Linked DNA regions of Homo sapiens: region 1 is linked to region 2. Evidence: chromatin loops called from intact Hi-C (ENCODE). Cell type or tissue: CD4-positive, alpha-beta T cell. All regions are shown on one strand. Links, peaks and the distances in the headings refer to the core of each region. The heading gives the core; the rest is flanking DNA.

Evidence for each region. Peaks named below come from ENCODE experiments on the same cell type or tissue, not always from the same donor. Only the 100,000 strongest peaks of a DNase experiment are listed, where the experiment ranks them.
Region 1: it touches region 2 in a loop (1.8-fold over the local background); 2 of 110 quality-filtered maps call a loop at or near these places.

The regions. Positions count from the first base shown.
Region 1 is chr6:158,880,079-158,888,749 of GRCh38, forward strand. The region is part of intron 1 of LINC02901 (long intergenic non-protein coding RNA 2901); the gene reads left to right. Among named protein-coding and RNA genes, the nearest start is that of LINC02901, 15 kb to the left of the region's middle. RefSeq lists a silencer at 6,725-6,925. In CD4-positive, alpha-beta T cell, for the core only: no CTCF peak of the experiment used is centred there; no DNase peak of the experiment used is centred there.
Region 2 is chr6:158,934,405-158,943,075 of GRCh38, forward strand. No RefSeq gene overlaps it. Among named protein-coding and RNA genes, the nearest start is that of TAGAP-AS1, 61 kb to the right of the region's middle. RefSeq lists a silencer at 1,832-1,934. In CD4-positive, alpha-beta T cell, for the core only: no CTCF peak of the experiment used is centred there; DNase peaks (open chromatin) are centred at 4,527 and 5,407; H3K4me3 peaks cover 1,310 bases; H3K27me3 peaks cover 249 bases.

The sequences.
Region 1 (8,671 bases), core at 2,940-6,939, 54 kb before region 2:
GTAGAGACGGGGTTTCACCATGTTAGCCAGGATGGTCTCGATCTCCTGACCTTGTGATCTGCCCGCCTCAGCCTCCCAAAGTGCTGGGATTACAGGCGTGAGCCACCGCGCCCAGCCAGAACATATTTTGTATGATTTCAGTTCATATTCTCTATGACTTCAATTCAGTATTTGTGTGATTTCAGTTCAGTCATACAAACATATTTTGTATGATTTCAGTTTGTATTTTCAAAATACAAAATCATATTTTGTTTAATTTCAATGCATCTTTTCAATGTATCAAGGGAGGATCGCGTCTCACACGTCTGTGTGCGTGTGAAGAGACCACCAAACAGGCTTTGTGTAAGCAACAAGGCTGTTTATTTCACCTGGGTGCAGGTGGGCTGAGTCCGAAAAGAGAGTTAGCAAAGGGTGGTGGGATTATCATTGGTTCTTATAGGTTTTGGGATAGGTGGTGGAGTTAGGAGCAATGTTTTGCGGGCAGGGGTGGATTTCACAAAGTACATTCTCAAGGGTGGGGAGAATTACAAAGAACCTTCTTAAGGGTGGGGGAGATTACAAAGTACATTGATCAGTTAGGGTGGGGCAGAAACAAATCACAATGGTGGAATGTCATCAGTTAAGGCTATTTTCACCTCTTTTGTGGATCTTCAGTTGCTTCAGGCCATCTGGATGTACATATGCAGGTCACAAGGGATATGATGGCTTAGCTTGGGCTCAGGGGCCTGACATTCCTGTCTTCTTTTATTAATAAGAAAAGCAAAACAAAATAGTGAAGTGTTGAGGCGGTGAAAATTTTTGGGGGTGGTATGGAGAGATAATGGGCGATGTTTCTCAGGGCTGCTTCGAGTGGGATTAGGGGTGGCGTGGGAACCTACTATGGGAGAGATTCAACTGAAGAAAGATTTTGGGGTAAGGGGTGATATTGTGGGGTTGTTAAAAGGAGCATTTGTCGTATAGAATTATTGGTGATGGCCTGGATGTGGTTTTGTATGAAATGAGAAGCTAAACGAAAGACACAAGGTCCAAATAAAAGAAGGTGAAAAACAGGTATTAAAGGACTAAGAATTGGGAGTACCCAGGACATCCAATTACAGAGTGTCCAAGAGGGTTCAGTGTAATTATTTGCTTGGTTGGCGAGTTTTTGGGCTGTATCCTTGAGTTTTTTTTTATGTTGTCATATACCAGGCCAGACTGATTTAGGTAAAAACAACACTCTTCATTTAAAAATATACAGAGTCCTCCTTTTTCAGCAGTGAGTAAATAGAGGCCTTGGAGGTTCTGAGGACAACTACAGCTAAAAGAGTCAATCTGTGCTTGGAGAACAGATGAAGTTTGTGATATATCTGTAATGCTAGCAGAGAAGTCATTAGAGAGGCTGTGGAATGTTGTGGCAGTGGTTGAGATGCCTGCTATTCCAGTTCCAAGTGCAATAGTGGAGGCAGAAAGTCCTAGACCCACAAGCAAAGGGATTAGTGGGATGACTCTTTCTTGTCGTGTTGATGTCATGAGGGGGACAGGCAGTAGTTTGTTCCCATCTGCAAACTGGATTTTGGGGGTAAGGAAGACTAGAGTGCATGTGCCTGTCCAGTTGGGAGGTAGGCACATGTAGGTGGAAGAGCCACATAAAAAGAAGAGACCTTGTGTCAGGCAGAACTGGAAATGTAAAGTGAAAAGGTGAGAGGGTGTACTGAAAGAGGAATCCTGCACCCCAAATCCTAGAGATCCAGCAAGGGCAGCAGCCGTTAGAGGTTGTAATGGGGGTTGATGGTGCGACTGCGTAAAGGGAGGGGTTCGGTTCTCATGGTGTATGAGAAAGCGCATAGTGTCTACAAGTAACCTTTCACTGCTATTCATGGGGCTGGGTATAAGCAAGCAAGAGGAGGGGCTAGGAGGAGATTCAGACGAGCAGGGGGAGGGTAGCCCAGGATGGAGTGAGATGCAGGGTATGTGTCTTCCTAAACAATAGTGACTGCCAATGTGTTTTAGTTTGTCAGTAATGGGCTTATCAGTAATGTGAAGTTGGAATGCTCCCATCTGTTTGGTTATGTGTGTGGCTGGGTTCTGGAGATAAAGAGTAAAGGAACATTTGGACAGAAGAAGGTTGCCTAAAGGGATTCCAGCAGGCTGTTGTCGGGAGAAGCATAAAGGAGTGGCAACAGGGATGGTTGTTTGTGTGGTCAGGGGTCCAAATATGGGGTGGGGGTGGAATTGACATAAGGAGAAAGGTGCCGTAAGTAGATGCGGAGAAGTGTGGCAGCTTGTTGGTGTGAAATGTCTGGGGAGTTCTCACCAAATCTGTCTAGAAAGTAAAGAATTTCCTCAGGCAGGTATAGATGAGGGCTATTAAAGGAGGTTCTGAGGTGCAGGGAGATGGAACAGGTAGCCAAGTTGGCCTGTAGAGCGGGGATGGCTGTGTAAAAGCAGGAAGAGGCCGGGCGCGGTAGCTCACGCCTGGAATCCCAGCACTTTGGGAGGCTGAGGCGGGTGGATCATGAGGTCAGGAGATCGAGACCATCCTGGCTAACACGGTGAAACCCCATCTCTACTAAAAATACAAAAAATTGGCCGGGCGTGGTAGCAGGCACCTGCAGTCCCAGCTACTTGGGAGGCTGAGGCAGGAGAATGGCATGAACCTGGGAGGCGGAGCTTGCAGTGAGCCAAGATTGCTGCCACTGCACTCCAGCCTGGGCGACAGAGCGAGACTCCGCTTCAAAAAAAAAAAAAAAAAAGCAGGAAGAAAGGGAAATGCATAGCCAACAATTCTTTGCTAGAGGAGGATTGGAGGATTGAAGGCAGTGAGAAGAGAGTGGGTGAGATTGATAGTGTGCTGGAGATGCTGGAGGTAACTAGGGAGGGGTAGAGAGTGGCATAAGAATGGGAATGAGAATAAGAGGGAGTATAAAAGCAAAGAATAGAACTTCATCAGGGTGGAAGTATTGGAGTGTGCCCTGCCACCAAAGATCATCTACCTGCTCCAAGAGGGAGTCAAGAGTGGTGGTTTGGGGATAGCACCAGGAGATAACAGCTGTGATGGCTTGGAGAAACAGTGTAAACCGGCAGTGTAAACAAGAGCAGGTCATTTATGAGTAGTTGAGAATACAGTAGGGATGACAAGTTTTTGGGGCACAGTCCAAATAGTGGGGGTGACTGCACAAAGCTCTGTTGCAAAGGGTAGGGTAAGGATGGATAGGCCTAATAGAATGAAGGGATGTATTAGGCTCATAAGGGTTATTATTGTTCTTCAGAAATGTGAGTGAGTTTAAGGGAAGTAGGGGAGAGTACTTGCGACTTCCAGGAGGAAGAGGATATATCAGGCTGTCTGGCTGACGGACACAGCTTTATTCTGGAATGGTGAACCCAATGGGGAGGGTCCTGCAGGCGGATCGTGGTTGGGGTACTATAGATGACTAAGTAGGGTCCAGTCCATCGAGGTTGTAGAGTTTGAGGGGTCAGATTCTTAACAAGAACTGATCATCCAGCTAGGGTGTCTTCATATGGCTGGGAATCTGGAGTAGGCAAGAGAAGATTAGCAGCCTGGTGAATTTCCTGTCTAGCCTGTTGGAGGACTGGAAGATAGTCACCTAGAGGGCTGGTGTCTGGGACGAGGTTGGGGCCGAGTAAGAAAGTGCGTCCATATAAAAGTTCAAATGGACTGTACCCTGTAGCATCTTGAGGACAGGCTCTAATTCTGAGAAGGGCAAGAGATAAAAGTACTGTACAGTCCTTTTTAAGTTGGAGGCTAAGCTTAGTGAGGCATGTCTTTAAAAGACCATTAGTCTGTTCTACCTTTCCTGAAGATTGGGGATGGTAAGGGGTATGAAGGTTCCACTGAATACCAAGAGCCTGAGAAACTGCTTGGGTGATTTGACTAATAAAGGCCGGTCCGTTATCGAACTGTATAGAGGTGGGAAGGCCAAACCGAGGAATTATGTCTGACAAAAGGGAAGAAATGACCGCGGTGGCCTCTCAGATCCTGTGGGAAAGGCCTCTACCCATCCAGTGAAAGTGTCTACCCAGACCAAGAGGTATTTTAGTTTCCTGACTTGGGGCATGTGAGTAAAGTCAATTTGCCAGTCCTGGGCAGGGCAAATCCTCGAGCTTGATGTGTAGGGAAGGGAGGGGTCTGAACAACCCCTGAGGGGTAGTTGAGTAGCAGATGGAACACTGAGAAGTGATTTCCTTGAGGATAGATTTCCACGATGGAAAGGAAATGAGAGGTTCTAAGAGGCAGGCTAGTGGCTTGTAACCTACATGGAAGAGGTTATGAAATGACGACAGAATAGAATGGGCCTGTGAGGCTGGAAGGAGATATTTTTCTTGGTCGAAGAACCATTCGCCTTGTGTGGGAAGAGATTGATAGGTGGAAACTTCAGTAGGAGAGTAAATAGGAGTGACCAATGAGAAGGAGAAAAACTGGCCATGAGGGACAGAAATTGGAATGCTAGCTGCTTCTTTAGCTGCCTTATCAGCATAAGCATTGCCCTGAGCAATGGGATCTGATGCCTTTTGATGGCCCTTGCAGTGTATGACTCCAGTTTCCTTTGGAAGTAAAGTGGCCTTGAGAAGAGTTTTTATTAAAGAGGCATTAATGATGGAAGACCCTTGCGTAGTAAAGAAACCTCTTTCAGCCTGTATAACAGCATGGTGGTGCAGGATCTGGAAGGCATATTTAGAGTCAGTATAAATATTGTCACGTAATTCCTTTGCAAGAGTGAGGGCTCAAGTTAAGGCAATGAGTTCGGCTTGCTGAGAGATAGTGGAGGGGCAGAGCGGTAGCCTCAACGATAGATGTGGAAGATACTATAGCATAGCCTGCCTTTGCTGGTGAGTGGCAATTAGGCCTGGTGGAACTGCCATTAATAAACCAAATGTGATCAGGGTGAGGAACAGGAAAGAAGGAAATATGGGGAAATGGGGTGAATGTCAGGTGGATCAGAGAGATATAGTCATGGGGGTCAGGTGTGGTATCAGGAATAACATGGGAGGCCGGATTGAAGTCTGGGCTAGGAACAATGGTAACTGTGGGAGACTCGACAAAGAGTGAGTACAGCTGAAGGAGCCGGGGAGCAGAAAGTATACGTGTCAGGTGTGAGGAAGAAAATAGATTTTGGAAGTTATGAGAACTGTAGAGAGTGAGTTGAGCATAGTTTGTGATTTTGAGGGCCTCTAAAAGTATTAGGGTGGCGGCGGCCGCTGCACGGAGACATGATGGCCAGCCTAAAACAATAAGATCAAGTTGTTTGGGCAAAAAGGCTACAGGGCGGGTCCCGGCTCTTGTGTAAGAATTCTGGCCACACAGCCCTGTACTTTGGCTGTGTGTAATGAAAGGGTTGGGATGAGTTAGGGAGAGCTAGTGCGGGAGCAGCTTTTAGGGCTGTTTTTTAAGGAATGGAAAGGGGAGTGGGGAAAGGATTTAGGATTTATGGGGTCAGCCAGGTTTATCTAGAACAGAAGGTGTTGTGGAGGGAGGTACTGAGGATAGGAGAGTATATGGGTTTGGCACCATGGGGTGGATAGGCAAGGCAATTTCATTGATAAGGCGCAGATCCTGAACTAACCTGTAAGACTTGTCTGGTTTTTGAACAGGTAAAATGGGAGAATTGTAAAGAGAGCTTATAGGTTGTAGAAGCCCATGCTGTAGCAGGCGAGTGATAACAGGTTTAATCCCCTTAAAGCCTGCTGTGGGATGGGATACTGGCATTGAGTGGGGTAAGGGTGATTAGGTTTTAATGGGATAGTAATGGGCGTGTGATCAGTTGCCAGGGAGGGAGTGGAGGTATCCCATACTTGTGGGTTAAGGTTGGGGGATACGAGAGGAAGACATGAAGGAGGCTTTGGGTTGGGAAGAAGGGTGGCAATGAGATGTGGCTGTAGTCCAGGAATAATCAGGGAAGCAGATAATTTGGTTAAAATGTCTTGGCCTAATAAGGGAACTGGGCAGGTGGGGATAACTGAAAAAAGAGTGCATAAAAGAATGTTGTCCAAGTTGGCACCAGAGTGGGGGAATTTTAAGAGGTTTTGAAGCTTCGCCGGCAATACCCACAACAGTTATGGGGGCAAGGGAAACAGGCCCTTGAAAAGAAGATAATGTGGAGTGGGTAGCCCCCATATTGATTAAACAGGGGACGGACGTACTCTCTTCTGTAAGTGTTACCGAGGCTTGGCGTCTGGGATGGTCCAGGGGGCTTCTGAGGCGATTGGGCAGCGTCAGTCTTCAGCTGCTAAGCCGAGGAGATCTGGGAAGGAGTCGGCCAAGGAACATTGGGTTTGGGCTCCAGGGGCTTTAGGAGTGGCAGTGATGTGAGTCGGACAGTCCGACCTCCAGTGGGGGCCCGCACAGACAGGGCATGGCTTAGGAGGAATCCCAGGCTGTGGGCATTCTGAGGCCCAGTGGCCAGGCTTTTGGCATTTGAAGCAAGGTCCACGAGGATGTTTTGAAGAACCCCTGGGAGCTGTGGCTTGGATGTCCTGAAGTTCTTGTATGCTGGAGACGTGGTTGTGGGTTGTCTTCCAGAGGAGTCAAGTAGCTGTAACTCAGAAATGTGTTGCTGTCTGGCTACCTCCTCTCTATTATTGTGCACCTTGAAGGCGAGGTTGATTAATTCCTGTTGTGGGATTTGAGGGCCGGGTTCCAATTTTTGAAGCTTTTTTCTCATGTCAGGAGCTGACTGGGTGATAAAACGTATATTGAGAATAAGGCGGCCTTCTGGCCCCTGTGGGTCTAGGGCGGTAAAGCGTCTAAGGGTAGCTGCCAAGCGGGCCATGACCTGGGCTGGGTTTTCGTCTTTACCTCGGGTAGTTTCCTTAAGTTCGTCATAATTACCAGCTTTGTAAGCTGCCTTTTTAAGCCCTTCAACTAGGCAGGAAACCATGTAATCTTGCCCAGCTGTACCTGGGGAATCTGCCTGATAGTTCCACTGGGGATCCTCTCGGGGAACTGCTCTAATGCCTTCCAGGAGGTCTGGCTCATGAAGCCGGCGGTTATCAGCACGAGACTGGGCTAGAGAAAAACTTTCCCGTTCATCTGGGGAGGGGTAGAAATTAGGATGACACTTCAGTCACTCCAGGTTAACTTGTAGGACAGAGTTAGATATCGGAATTCCTGTGCACATTTAGTGGGGTCTGATGAGAAAGAGCCTAAACGCTGGCTGATTTGGGAAAGGTCCGATAGAGAAAAAGGCATATGTACCCTGACTATGCCTTCAGCTCCAGCCACGTCTCTAAGAGGAAATTGTTGGGCAGGTGGGGGAGAGCTGGTCACAGAACGAAACCGTAAACTAGACCGGGTGTGGGGAGGGAGGTAATAGAAGGGTTATAGGGTGGGGGAGCAGAGGCTGAAGAAGAGTTGGAGGCTGATTAGCCTGGCGGGGAGCGAGCTGAGGAGGAGCAGTCTGGGGAGGAGGTGAGGGGTCAGATGGCTCAGTAGAAAAGAAAGATTCACAAGACTCAGTGATGCTTGGGGTTGAGACTTAAGGGATAGGCGGGAGGGAAAGAAGGAGGATTTGGGACTAGTCGCACTGGAAACAGACACTAGAGAGGGAACGAAGCGTGAGAAATGCCTGGATGTAAGGCACCTCAGATCATTTGCCCATTTTTCGACAAAAATTAGGTCTCGGATGGAGAAATCAAAAGTGCCATTTTCTGGCCATTTAGAACCATTATCGAGTTTGTATTGGGGCCAAGCGGTATTGCAGAAGAAAATAGGACGCTTAGATTTTAGGTCAGGTGAGAGTTGAAGAGGTTTTAAGTTCTTGAAAACACAGGCTAAGGGAGAAGAAGGAGGAATGGAGGGTGGAAGGTTGCCCATAGTGAAGGAGGCAAGTTTAAAGAGAAGTGTAGAGGCCGGGCGCGGTGGCTCACACCTGTAGTCCCAGCACTTTGGGAGGCTGAGGCAGGCGGATCCTGAGGTCAGGAGATTGAGACCATCCTGGCTAACACAGTGAAACCCCATCTCTACTAAAAATACAAAATAAAAATTAGTCAGGCATGGTGGTGGGTGCCTGTAGTCCCAGCTACTCGGGAGGCTGAGGCAGGAGAATGGCGTGAACCCGGGAGGCGGAGCTTGCAGTGAGCTGAGATGGAGCCACTGCACTCCAGCCTGGGCCACAGAGTGAGACTGCGTCTCAAAAAAAAAAAAAAAAGAGAGAGAAGGGTGGGAAGGGTAGAGACACGGAGAAGCGGGGTGGGGAGCAGCCCTGGGCTGCAATGTGGGTGAGCAGCCAAAGCAGGCATCCCTTCAGTTGACTTGCCACCAAGGGAATGTGGGTGAATGACCAAGGCAGGCATCCCTGCAGTGATCAGACACCAGTGGAATGTGGGTGAATAATCAGGCAGGCGTCCCCACAATGATTAAACACCAAGGGAAGGCTGTCTTCCCAAGTCCGTGACTGGCACCAGAGTTTTCGGTCCACCGATAAAATGTGTCTCCTTTGTCTCTACTAGAGGAGAAAAAGAACTGGAATTGGAAGGACAGGGGGATTGAAGCGTAGTGAGAGAGGCTGGAGAAGAGAGTGAAAAGACCGCTTACCCAATTTGAAATTGGTGAGATGTTCCTTGGGCTGGTTGGTCTGAGGACCTGAGGTCATAGGTGGATCTCTTCACGGAGTGAAGGTGAGGACAAGGGACTGGTCTCCTGAAGGAGTCCCTCTGACCCAGGTCTTTGGCACCA
Region 2 (8,671 bases), core at 2,839-6,838:
GTGCAAAGAAGCAGAAAAATGTGACCCATGATCAAGAAGAAAAAGCTATCAGTAACATCTAGATCCAATTGGTCTAAATGTTGAACTCAGCAGAGAAAGACTCTGAACAACTAATCTAAAAATATCCAAAGACTTAAAGAAAAGCATCGTCCTAATAAGATCAATGAGGAGTCTCAGCAGAGAAATGGGTTGATAAAAAAGGACCAATGGAAATGCTAAAACGAAAAATTACAATCTGTAAAATAAAAGTTTCACTGCTTAGCAACAGACTGCAGAAGAAAGGGCTGATGAATCTGAAATAAAGCAATAGAAATGATCAGATTTGAAGAATGAGAAGAAAAAACGAGCAGAGGTGTAGTGACTTATAGGGCAATTTCAAGTTGTCTAAATCATATGTAATTAGAATCCCAGTAAATGAAAAGAAAGAGAATGGCAGAAAAATTGTTGAAAGAAATAATAGCCTTGATCCCTCAAATTTAATGATAAACATCAGTCTACAGATACAGGAAGCTTGGAGAACCCTAAACAAGAGAACAAGAGAACTATACCTCAGTATATAATAGTCAATTTTATTTTACTTTATTTTTTTCAGACAGGGTCTTGCTCTGTCGCCCAGGCTGGAGTGCAGTGGCATGATCACAGCTAGACCTGTGTAGCCTAGACCTCCCAGGCTCAGGTGATCCTCCCACCTCAGCCTCCCATATAGCTGGGACCACAGGTGCACGCCACCGTGCCTGGCTAATTTTTAAAAGTTTTTGTAGAGACAAGGTCTCATTACGTTGTCCAAGCTGGTCTCGAACTCCTGGGCTCAAGTGATCCTCCCGCCTTGGCCTTCCAAAGTGTTGGAATTACAAGCGTGAGCCACTGTGCCCGGCTGATAGTCAAATTTATATTATAGAACACAAATTCAACAGTGGCAGAATCACATTGTCAACGCCAGCAGCATCAGGACAACAGGGAAGGAACGCCACAGTCACAGCCATAGGGGAACCCAGCTTTTTTGATGATGACAACCACCCAGGTACCTGTTAAGATACAAGTCCCTGGCCTCCATCCCAAGCCCACTGATCAGAGTCACTGGGGGAGCTGGGTGGTTAAAAAGCAACCAGATAACTCTCACTCTGGGCAAGTCAGGAAACTGCCGGAATTCCCTTTACTGAGGAGTGGCCGACTGGTGATTGTCTTGGAAAATAAGAAAGGTTGTGTTTTTTCAGTGTGATAAATTTAAAAATATTCTGTTAAATAGTATTTGCTTTGTTTTTTAATGTTTCACAAATTGATATTGATTAGTAGACAAAAGGATTGACCTGGCACAAACTTTACTTAGTTGGTGGAGATCCACAAAGCGATAATTATGCAGTCATAATTTGTGAAAACCCAGTATGCTAAAATCAATCCGTTTTCGGTAGAATGTTCTAATTCATGCCTCTTATCCAGTAAATATACATAAGCATTTTAACGATGTATAGAAACTCTTTCTTTTGTCAAAAATAGACAGGCCCACAGCACTATGATTTTGTGACCAGCTGCCCAACATAAGAAGGGCTGTATCCCCCTGTTGTTATTTATGTGAATCCGTAGAAGTCAGACTATCATCCATTTTTTTTTTTTTTTTTTTTTTTTTTGAGACAGAGTCTCACTCTGTTGCCCAGGCTGGAGTGCAGTGGCTCACTGCAAGCTCCACCTCCCAGGTTCACGCCATTCTCCTGCCTCAGCCTCCGGAGTAGCTGGGACTACAGGCACCCGCCACCATGCCTGGCTAATTTTTTGTATTTTTAATAAAGGCAGGGTTTTGCCATGTTGGCCAGGCTGGTCTATAACTCTTGACCTCAGGTGATCCGTCCACCTTGGCCTCCCAAAGTGCTGGGATTACAGGCATGAGCCACCGTGCCCGGCCAGACTATCATTCTTAAGAAGCAATTCCTTTAAAAATATAATCAGGCCAGGTGTGGTGGTTCATGCCTGTGATCCCAGCACTTTCGGAGGCTGCAGCAAGCGGATCACTTGAGGCCAGGAGTTCGAGACCAGCCTGGCTAACATGGGGAAACCCCATCTCCACTAAAAATACAAAAAAAATTAGCCAGGTGTGGTGGTGCATGCCTGTAATCCCAGCTACTTGGGAGGCTGAGGCAGGAGAATCACTTGAACCAGGGAGGCAGAGGTTGCAATGAGCCGAGATTGCACTACTGCCCTCCAGCCTGGGCAACAGAGTGAGATCGTCTGAAAAACAAACAAACAAACAAAAAAAACCCAAAAAAACAGGTCAGGTACAGTGGCTCACTCTTGTAATCCCAGCACTGTGGGAGGCTGAAGCAGGCGGATCACCTGAGGTCCGGAGTTTGAGACCAGCCTGGCCAATATGGCGAAACCCTGTCTCTACTAAAAATAAAAAAAAATTAGCCAGGTGTGGTGGCACATGCCTGTAATCCCAGCTACTCAGGAGGCTGAGGCAGGAAAATTGCTTGAACTGGGAGACGGAGGTTGCAGTGAGCCGAGATTGCACCACTGCACTCCAGCCTTAGCGACAGAGCGAGACTCCATCTCAAAAAAAAAAAAAAAAAAAAAAAAAAATCCGATTTCATTCTGGTCAACCAAATTTGACCAGAATGGGAAATCACATTTGAGCTATAGCTATAGTATTCTTTCAGCTCTCCAAAGGGAATCACTAAACCATTTCTGTCTGGGAAGATAATAGCAGGAGGTAGAGAGACGATCATTAAATGACTATTGAAGCTCTTATTACAACCAACCATGATGTCACTCTCTCCCCGTAGATTTCTGCATTCATTGCATTTCATGTTTTTTAGCTTCAGAGTAATCTGGTTGTAATTGCTAAGGTTGTCTGGGTTTCAGGTATCAGAAACCAACTCTGTAATTATTTTGAATGAAAAGGGAATTTACTGGAAGTTGGCCCAAGCATTTCAAGGCATTTGAACAACTGCACTTTGAAAAGGGCAGGACCTAGGAAGGCACTAGAAACCTGGACAATTGTGGGTCTTTAGTGTGCTGCTGTTAATGTGACTTGTCAACAATTGCCAGTCTGTTTCTTCCTTTCCGTCTTCAAAATCCCAGCTTCCTCTGTGAGGGAATGTGACTTGTTTACCTTGGGTCACTTGTCCTCTTGCAGACCTGTCAGCCCTGGGGGCACAGGATTTCATGGCTGCAACATGCTTGTTGACTGGGGCGGGGAAGTTATGGGTTTATCCTCTTCATTCTCTCCCTGGACACTAGTCACACTCATAGTTTCTGCTTTCCCTTCATTTAACTCACATTCAAATTTTTATTTCTGGCTGGGCACGGTGGCTCATGCCTGTAATTGCAGCACTTTGGGAGGCCAAGGCGAGCAGATTGCTTGAGCCCAGGAGTTCAAGACCAGCCTGGGAAACATGGTGAAACCCCGTCTCTACAAAAAATACAAAATGTAACCAGCCATGGTGGTGTAGGCCTGTAGTCCCAGCTAGGGAGGCTGAGGTAGGAGAATCACCAGAGCCTGGGGAGGTTGAAGCTGCAGTGAGCTGTGATCATGCTGCTGCACTCCATCCTGGGTGACAGAGCCAGATCCTGTCTCAAAAACAAACAAAACAAACAAGCAAACAAACAAACACTTAATTTCTAGCCATTGCCTTCCTTCCAAGTTTGAAGCCCTCGCCTTTGACCCCCGGCTTTGCGTTTCTATCTGGATGTTCCACCTGATCCAGACTCAGTTTCCCCCCGTATCCCTCCCTTGCCTCAGCCACAGTGCGCATCTGCTGTATGGTGGTTATTGAGGATATCAAAGTGGATAAAATGTCCCTACTATGCTCTAGTGGCGCAGACAGGCAAGTCAGACAGAGGAGGTATTGGTTCTTGCTGGGGCCTTTTGAGTTAGACCTGAGGAGAGGTGGAAGGACTCTCTGAGCAGAGGCCCCTGCGGATGAGCCCATCACAGACAGGGCACCTGTTGGGAGGTGGCCCAGAGGAAGCTGGGAGGGCAGGTGGGGGCCCAGGTCAGCACAGTAGTAGAGGATCAGAGCCACGTGGCGGGGAGCAGCTCCTGCAGGCTTCCGGGGCAGTGAAGTCCCAGCTGAGACTGTGGCCAGCGGGAGTCGGCAGGTGAAAAGGAGGGAGGAAGGTAGGGAGAGCAGCAGGCGCAGAAACTAGTGCCCCTCACATTTAGTCCGCACTGGAAACCAAGTTCAACGTTCTCCGTGGACAGGATTCCGCACAAGTAGTCAATTTTCTGTTCTGAGACTGGCTTCGTTTCTGTCTCTCTCTTCTCTGATTCCAGCTCCTATTTGAGTGCTTGTGCATAATCAGAGTTTGATTATTTTAAAGCATTCTTTTTCCACTCTAAGTACATAATCATTGTAGAAAATCTGAAAGCAGAGGAACCCCTTAGAGGGCGAAATCACAGTCAGCCTTCAAACTCAAAGACACGGTAGGTACTTGGCACTGTCTTTCATTTCCTCCTGTGCTGTGATCTGCTCTGATGAGTGTGACTATACCAAATCCAGGACTGCGCCACGCCTCCTAAACTCCGACTCCTGGACGACACTGCAGCTTCCTCCGCTGCCTTGGGGACACGCCCCACTCGCTGTCAAAGCGCCCTGGAGTCTCCTCGCATCTCCCTTCCCTGGGCTCCACCCTTGGGGGCCCCCGGCTGTGGCTCCCACTCTGGGCCTCAGCTCCCGGGAACCCAACCCACTCCCTTTCGCTCCTCGGCCTTCTCCTGCCGCCTTCTCTGGAAGGCTCCCTCATCCTCTGTCGTAGTCCAGGGCTCCCTCCTAGACCTGCGGCCCCGGCACTGCGGCCATTCCTTGGTGCCCCGCCCGCCCTCCACCACCGAGCACGTCCTGCTTTTCTCCTGGGCTTCCTGGTGTCCACCAGGAGTTGAACTTCCTCTCTGTGTCCCCCTTGCCTGGCTCAGTGTCTGGGACAAGCTCTGTGCTCCTCTGCCCTACGTCCTTCCCATGGCCCACTGTCCCGAGCCCTCTGTCCTGTGGCTTGCTGTCCCGAGGCCCTTTCTCCTGTTCTCTGGCGGTGTGGCAATCTGTGTTCCCTTGGATGCATCTGTCCCTACCTCCGGGGCTCGACAGTCCCCTCTGCCTGGGAAACTCTTGCGGGCTGTCTGCATGGCTCCCGCCCCTTTTCAGGAGGTCCGCTGACTGCTCTCCTTACTGTTCCCTACCTGCCCCCAGCAGCTAGCAGGCCGTCGGTCCCTCATAAAATGTGTTGCTGACCTCGCACCCAGTACGCAGTGAACACGGGCGGGGAACGTCCGCGCAGGGGCGGGCACACCCTCATTAAATGCAGCCCCAGCACTCCCACCTGGGTCAGCCTCCGGGCGACTCCGGGCTGCTGCAGCGCCACCGGCGCGCTTTCTGCCCACTGCTGCCCACTGCCTTCCTCTTTCAGTTGGGTCACAGATCGCTACACCGTTCCCATCGCCCTCCTGCTCGAACAGTTCCTTCTCTTTCCTGGCAGTGAGACCTCAAACGCTCCGGCGTGGGACTAAGGCCTCCGCCATCATTTCCCCGAGTTCCCTGCCTTTGACAATTCATCAAATAGCGCTAGCTCTTTTTGTGTCTTAAATGTAAGCGGTAATGAGTAAAATCAGTGTCTCCCTGACTAGTGCTCCAAATGCTAATGGTGACAAAGGCAATCAGGTGTCACCTGAAGTAACACTTGTAACATCAAGTAACATCTGAATTCTGTTGGGCAAGGCCTTTATCATGAAGTTGTCATTATGAGAAAATAAATGAGACTAGCTTCCTGTTAGAAAGCACACACTGGGAAAATCACAAATAGGAAATTCAAGATTAACTCTTGCTAGGGAGAATAATCATTCTAATAATCATATATATATATATATATATATATATATATATATATATATATATTTTTTTTTTTTTTTTTTTTTTTTTTTTTTTTTTAGATGGAGTTTCGCTCTTATTGCCCAGGCTGGAGTGCAATGGCACTATCTCGGGCGATGTCCGCTCACGGCAACCTCCGCCTCCCGGGTTCAAGCGATTCTCCTGTCTCAAACTCCCGAGTAGCTGGGATTGCAGACATGGCCACCACGCCTGGCTAATTTTGTATTTTTAGCAGAGACGGGGTTTCTCCATGTTGATCAGGCTGGTCTCGAACTCCTGACCTCAGGTGATCCACTCGCCTCAGCCTCCCAAAGTGCTGGGATTATAGGCGTGAGCCACCGCGCCCGGCCAATAACACATATTTTTAAAGGCAAAGCTTCCCATGGTACTGATAAACCAAGAAAGATAACTGGATGAGGTGGATAGCATGGGTCTCATATACAAGGAGAACTGCATTTTCCTAAAGGGAACATCCCCAAGAGTGTTTTTGTCTTTTGATTCAAATTGAAAAGACACATATTTGATCTTTATTGTATGAGGGGTTTTATAAGGTCACAAATATAAGATTTTGTGTCACAAATATGCATTTTTGTCTTGGGTTTCATATTTGGACAGAAAAATATCACCTTATATTTGGGCAAATGTAACAAATGTCTCCTTCTGAAATAATGGATTTAGAAATCTTGGATTTCTATGATTTGAATTAAGATGATTAAAAGTTACAGAATTGGCTGGGTGTGGTGGCTCATGCTTGTAATCCCAGCACTTTGGGAGGCCGAGGCCGGCAGATCACCTGAGGTCAGGAGTTCGAGATCAGCCTGGCCAATATGGAGAAATCCCATCTCTACTAAAAAATGCAAAAAATTGCCAGGCGTGGTGGTGCATGCCTGTAATCCCAGCTACTCAGGAGGCTGAGGCAGGAGAATTACTTGAACTCAGGAGGTGGAGGTTGCAGTGAGTTGAGATCACACCACTGCATTTCAGCCTGGGCGACAGAATGAGACCCTGTCTCAAGAAAAAAAGAAAGTCTACAGAATTGTTCAGGATCCCCACATAAAGATGAGTTTCCCTGGACAGAGATGAGGTTAGGACACTGGAAGGCTATGTGCAGACTGGAGGGACCAGATGGGCGGAGGACAGGGCTGAGCAAGGTTGGTCCCAGGACCAGCCTCAGTGGCAATTTCCATGGCAGGGCTGCTGCCTTCCTGTAAATAACCCAAGGATATTTACATACACATCCTCCAGGATGTGTATCAACTGATAACTAACTCAGAGGAGAGCAATCAGATCTCCATCTTTGCTTCCTGCTCAAAATCCCCCAAGTAGGGCAGGAAGAAGAGCATGTTGACCCAAACTCTCAGCTTCTATAACCAGTTTTGATTTTCTGCTTTGATATTTGGTAGGAATTTTGTCCTGTGGACAGTATTATTTATTTTATTTTATTTTATTTATTTATTTTTTTTGAGACAGAGTCTGGCTTTGTGCCCCAGGCTGGAGTGCAGTGGTGCAATCTCGGCTCACTGCAAGCTCTGCCTCCGGGATCATGCCATTCTCCTGCCTCAGCCTCCCGAGTAGCTGGGACTACCGGCGCCTGCCACCATGCCCGGCTAATTTTTTTTTTTGTATTTTTAGTTGAGACAGGGTTTCACTGTGTTAGCCAGGATGGTCTCGATCTCCTGACCTCGTGATCTGCCCGCCTCAGCCTCCCAAAGTGCTGGGATTACAGGCGTGAGCCACCGTGCCTGGCTGACAATATTTATTTATTAAGGAGTTAGTAATACTGACATCCCATTAAAAAAAATTGGGTCATTCCTCTGCTAAAAATCTTGGAATAACTCTGCATTGCACCCAGAGGAAAGCCAATGGAGTCCTTGAAATGATCCTCAATGCTCAACATGATTAGGTTCTATTACCTCTTTGAGCTCTTCTTTATTTAAAAAAAAATATTTGTTTCCTTTCCAACTTTTATTTTTGGTTCAAGGGGTACATGTGCAGGTTTGTTATATGGGTAAATTGCATATCACAGGGGTTTGGTGTACAGATTATTTTGTCACCCAGGTAATAAGCATACTACCTGAGAGGCAGTGTTTTGATTCTCATCCTCCTCCCACCTTCTACCCTCAAGTAGGCCCTGGTGTCTATTATTCCCTTCTTTGTATCCATGTTTACTCAATGTTTAGCTCCCACTTATAAATGAGAACATGTGGTATTGGGTTTTCTGTTCCTGCATTAATTTGCTTAGGGTAATGACCTCCAATGGCATCTATGTTGCTGCAAAGGACATGATCTTGTTCTTTTTTATGGCTGTGTTGTATTCCATATCGATCTCTTCTTTTACTACTTTTCTGCTCGTTCACTCTGTTCCAGTCACACTGGCCTTGCTATTCTTTGAATGCCAAATGCTTTCACTGCTATAAGTTTATACAGATTTTAAAATTTTCTTCTTGCATTATAAGTTGTATCTTTCCAGGAATTTGTTCTTTCTAATTTGTTAAACTTGTTGACATAAATTGTTTATAATATTCTATTATACTTTTAAGTTGTTCATTAGTAGTACTTTGATTATCCTTTTAGTGTCTGTAGGATCTGTAGAAATGCCTCCTCTTTTTTCCCCCGATATTGTATCTTCTTTTTTCTTGATCAGTCTAGCTAAAGAATTTTCAATTTTATTTTTCCGCTGAAATAACTTTTGGTTTTATTGATTATTATCCTGTCTTCTGTTGTTATTATACTTTCATCTTTGTTAATTTCTGCTTTGATCTTTATTACTTCCTTTTCTTAACTTTAAGTTTAATTTGCTCCTGTTTTTCTAGTTTCTT